2 separate regions of the Homo sapiens genome follow, and region 2 is linked to region 1. Evidence: read pairs that join two places in POLR2A ChIA-PET (ENCODE). Cell type or tissue: OCI-LY7. All regions are shown on one strand.

What was found. Peaks named below come from ENCODE experiments on the same cell type or tissue, not always from the same donor. Only the 100,000 strongest peaks of a DNase experiment are listed, where the experiment ranks them.
Region 2: POLR2A ChIA-PET joins it to region 1 with 7 read pairs; 2 of 35 experiments call an interaction of 5 or more read pairs at or near these places.

What each region holds. Positions count from the first base shown.
Region 1 is chr14:49,681,982-49,684,481 of GRCh38, forward strand. It overlaps POLE2 (DNA polymerase epsilon 2, accessory subunit), which reads right to left. Exons shown (of 19, transcript NM_002692.4): 2 at 1,612-1,712. Among named protein-coding and RNA genes, the nearest start is that of POLE2, 5.0 kb to the right of the region's middle. In OCI-LY7, no CTCF peak of the experiment used is centred here; no DNase peak of the experiment used is centred here.
Region 2 is chr14:49,975,888-49,978,387 of GRCh38, forward strand. The region is part of intron 1 of LOC105370485 (a long non-coding RNA gene); the gene reads left to right. Among named protein-coding and RNA genes, the nearest start is that of MIR6076, 11 kb to the left of the region's middle. RefSeq lists a silencer at 1-218 and enhancers at 1,707-1,836, 1,857-1,906. In OCI-LY7, no CTCF peak of the experiment used is centred here; DNase peaks (open chromatin) are centred at 864, 1,324 and 1,854; H3K4me3 peaks cover 2,385 bases; H3K27ac peaks cover 2,500 bases.

The DNA of each region.
Region 1 (2,500 bases):
CTTTTCTTGAAATCCACTTATTCTTTTTTTTTTTTTTTTTTGAGACGGAATCTCACTCTGTCACCCAGTCTGGAGTGCAGTGGCATAATCTCAGCTCACTGCAACCTCTGCCTCCCGGGTTCAAGCGATTCTCCTGCCTCAGCCTCCCAAGGAGCTGGGATTACAGGCGCCTGCCACCATGCCTGGCTAATTTTTGTATATTTAGTAGAGACAGGGTTTGCCATGTTGTCCAGGCTGACCTTGAACTCCTGAACTCAGGCGTTCCCACCAGCCTCGGCCTCCCAAAGTGCTGGGATTACAGGTGTTAGCCACCATGCCTGGCCCCACTTATTCTTATCACAAGCGTTATATAATTTTGTATCAATGTCTATTTTCACCAGGTACAATGGCTCACGCCTGTAATCCCAGCACTTTGGGAGGCCGAGGTGGGCGATCACCTGAAGTTGGCGGTTCGAGACCAGCCTGGCCAACATGGTGAAACCTCGTCTCCACTAAAAATACAAAAATTAGCCAGGCATGGTGGCGCACACCTGTAATCCCAGCTACTCGGGAGGCTGAGGCAGGAGAATCATTTGAACCCAGGAGGCAGAGGATGCAGTGAGCCGAAATAGCACCACTGCATTCCAGCCTGGGCGACAGTGCAAGACTCCTTCTCAGGGAAAAAAAAAAAAAAAAAAAAAAAAAAGTCTATTTTCTACAGTTTGCTTTCAGTAAAATGCCTTCCAACTCTGTTTAGTGTATTCATTATCAGTGCATTAGTAGAATTGCTTTTTATTGAAAAGTTACTGTCTCTGCCCTTTAACTTAGACTTACAAAATTAAGTTAAAATGACTAGCCATTCTATTAAAAAAAAAAAATCCCTGAAGAAATCAAGAAGAGATGTCAGCTCTGTTTACTTTACTCTTCTTTTTTTCCTCCCAAACATTTAGGAGTTAATGACTTAAATAAGACATGGTAATAGCCACTAGGAGAGACAAAGTGACCATAAAGGACCAGATCAAAATCAGAAGCCAAGTGCAGGAAACATGGTGGTGACACCTCCACTGGGGGAAAGGAACTATAAAAGGGCCCTTGGGGATCATCCTGAGGTTCCAACTAAACTAAGGGTTTGGATGTCATCAACAGTTAAAATAAAAAAGGCCGGGTGTGGTGGCTCCCGCCTGTAATCCTAGCACTTTGGGAGGCCGAGGCAGGTGGACTGCGTGAGCCCAGGAGTTTGAGACCAGGCTGAGCAACACAGTGAAACCCCATCTCTACTAAAATACAAAAAATTAGCCTGACATGGAGGTGTGTGCCTGTAATCCCACCTACTCGTGAGGCTGAGACAAGAAAATTGCTTGAACCCGGGAGGTGGGGGTTGCAGTGAGCCAAGATAGCGCCATTGCACTCCAGCCTGGGCAACAGAGCGAGACTCCATCCCAAAAAAGAAAGAAAAAAAAATTAAAATAAACTAAAGGTATTACCCCTTGGGAAGAAATGCTACCATGCATACATCTTATAACACTGGGACATCTTAATAGTGAAGCCTCAACTTCAATTTAAATCTATACATCTAACTGAAGATGCAGAACTATATTAACAATTTAGGAGTTATCAGAAAATATTACTTACAGGGTTGCTTCTCAACTGCATTAATTATCTTTTCCAGTTTATCTTCAAGCTCTAATTCACTGATAGACTGAAGAGCTTCTGTGAGGTACTTAATAGCTTCACTAAGAAAAGGAAAGGAAAAATGAGGCAGGTCATTAGTAATTAAAGGCTAAAAGTTTTCTGCCAAAAAGCAGCAAATACTCATCAATCTGGCACTGAAAGGAAGAACCACTAACTGCTCTCTTCAAGTAGCACTTTATCTTTCCTGTGCTTTCTGAACAAAATCATCCTCCTATGCCTTGCTAACATAAAGCCTCAAATCACATCCTTCCTCTAAGAAGGCTTCCTAGACCAGCTCTACCTGCTGCAATCTCCCCTTTCTTCTGAAATTGTTAAAAATCACATTTACATATACCTTAGATCTGATATATTACATTAGCCTTTTATTACTTACTACCCTACATTTAAGGCAAGAGTCCATCTGTTTCAATGTCAAGCACCATATCCTGAACATAAGACACTCATATATTTAATTTGATAATGCACTTGTTCAAAGTAAATTCCAATAATCACTGTTTTCAATTGTAAAATAAGAAAAAAAATAGGCTTGGCTGTGCGCGGTGGCTCACGCCTGTAATCCCAGCATTTTGGGAGGCCGAGGCGGGCGGATCATGAGGTCAGGAGATCAAGACCATTCTGGCTAACACACGATGAAACCCCGTCTCTACTAAAAACACAAAAAATTTAGCCGGGCATGGTGGCGGGCGCCTGTAGTCCCAGATACTCGGGAGACTGAGGCAGGAGAATGGCGTGAACCCGGGAGGCAGAGCTTGCAGTAAGCCGAGATCGCGCCACTGCACTCCAGCCTGGGCGAGAGAGCGAGACTCCGTCTCAAAAAAAAAAAAGGCTT
Region 2 (2,500 bases), 290 kb after region 1:
AGACATTACCAGTTGCTACCCAATGTCCATTCTTTCCTTGTTCCTTACAGAGAGGCAACCCCAAGCAGTGACTGCTTCTAGCTCAAAGTTCAGGCTCTCTGGTGATTTCTGCGGCTGCTACTGCAGCTGTGGACAGCCATGTGATCTGATTCTGGCCAGTGAGACCTGAGTGGAAGTCTTCTGCAGATTTCTGGAAAAGTATTTCTTCTGGGATATGGGCACTGCCCCTTCTTCCTTGTTCCTTCCTTCTCCCTTTCTGGAATGTGGGTGTGAGGCTTGTGGCAGAGTAGCCATGCTGTGACCTTGAGGAAGCTATGAGGAGGAAATCCACATTCTGAGGGTGGAGGAGCAGGAAGGTGGAAGGAACCTGGGATATTGCTGACATTGTAAAGCCACTATTCCTCCCTGGAAGGCCTACCTTCAAGACTTGTTATGTGAAAGAAATAAGCCATTGTTTGGTTAACCTGGTGAGGCTGGGTTTCTGTTGCAGACAACTGAATGCAATCCCTAAGTGATACAGGGAAACTGAGCTGAAAGAGTTTAAGGGACTTGCTTGCATTTCCATATAAAGCGATGTCTCAAAGCTGGGTAAGACATGATTCCTACGCTTAAGGTGTTTACAGCCTAGTTTGGGAGTCCACTGCATAAAGAAACAATTATAATATAACATATTTAGTATAATGGTGGTGATTTGCATAGGGTATCATGGGTGCCTAGTAGAAAAAAAAAAGGAAACAAGACAAGAGCAGAATAAAAGTTAGCCAGGCAAAGAAGAGAGGTCAAAAAAAGAGATTATAGCTTGAAATAAAGGATGGAAGTGAGAAACAGCATGGCATACACAGAGGGCCACAAGCTGGTCTGAGTTGCTGGAGCATAAATTATAAAGTAGGCATTGGTGAGAAACACAGCTGGAGAGTTGTTTCATTTAATTATTGCTGAATAATAAGCCACTTCCAAAACTTAGTGGCTTAGAACTATATTTTACCATTTCTCATAGTTCTGTAATCTGAGCTGAACTCAGCTGAGTGGTTCTTCTGTTCATGGAGTATCTGTTGGGGTTGGAATACCCAAGAAAACTTCTTCATTCCCATGTTTGATGCCTCCAGCTGGGATAACTGAAATAGCTGGCTGGCTGGCATCTCTCTCTCTCTGTCTCTTTTCATATAGCCTCTACATATGAATAGCTTGGGCTTCTTCATAGCATGGTGATCTCAGGGTAGTTGGACTTCTTACATGGTAGATGGCTCCAATTAAAAGGAAGAGGAAGTTACCAGTGCATTTAAGGTCTGGGCTCAGAGCTATCAGAACAGCACTTCCACTGCACTCTGTTGATCAAAGCAAGTCACAAAGCCTGCCCTGAGTCAAGGGAGAGGAAATGGCTTCTATTTCTCTAAAGGAGGAACAATATGCACACATAGGGAGAGATGAATCAACAGTGGCCATCTTTGGAGACTATCTACTGCAGATTTTATAAGGGCGCAGATGAAGGACGCTCTTTTCTGCTTCAGGTAGGTTGACATGAACACCAGACCTAGGGCATTTACCTTGCTTCATATGTCGAATCTGAAAGGAGAAGTCCTCTCAGGCTGCCCTGACTCATCAGAGTAAAACAGAGTAGTGTGATTAGGCAGAGGTAGGGCTGCGGTGTGGCTTCTCTGCTGAACCCCCTCCAGTTTTCATATGGCATGGACTGGACTCAGAGGCTCCCATATGTCATGAGAGATGGTTGAGATAAGAGTTAGAGAGGCTACCTGGGGCCCTCAGTGGTGAAGGGAAGGCAAGCCCATAGTAAAGAATGGGCGGACCTCTCAGGCCAGATGCTGGATGGGAGATTGGCAGAAACCCTTCAGAGCCAGGGCCAAGGGAAGCTGAGCTATGGCTGAGTCTACCTGGGGAGATCACTGAACCCTGGCAAAGCTGAGAGATCAGACAAGAAGTTCCCAGCCACCCTGCAGCAGAGATTAGTGAGGATCTAGAGAACATAGTAAGGACTCCAGTGCCTCATGGCGGACTCCAGTGCACTGGCGGACTCCGGTGCTGCCTTTTGTCTCCCATAAGGTGACAAAAGACAATACCCATCCTAATGAAGGAATTACCCTGCCAACATCTTGGAGCACAGCAAGAGGAAGATGCAATGCCTTGAGAGACTGGGAATGCACCTGAAGTGATGGCTGCTTTTACTCTCTTCATAGCATTTCGTGGACTGCAGGAAAATTTATGCAGCAAGAGAGGCTCATAAGGAAGAATAGATACATTATAATGAAATAAAGAAGCCATGTTACATACAATTACAAAGAAAGAATAGGAGTAATGACAAATTCAGGACTGCAGTTACCTCTATGGGAGAGGAGGGGGTGGGGGAGTCCACAGGGAGCTTCAACTGTCTTGCTAAGGCTTTATTTATAAAGTTAGGGAATGGGTACATGTGTGTTGTTATATTCTGTATGCCTTTTTGTGAGTTTTAAGTAGTTCATAATGTAACTTTTTAAAAGGCTACACT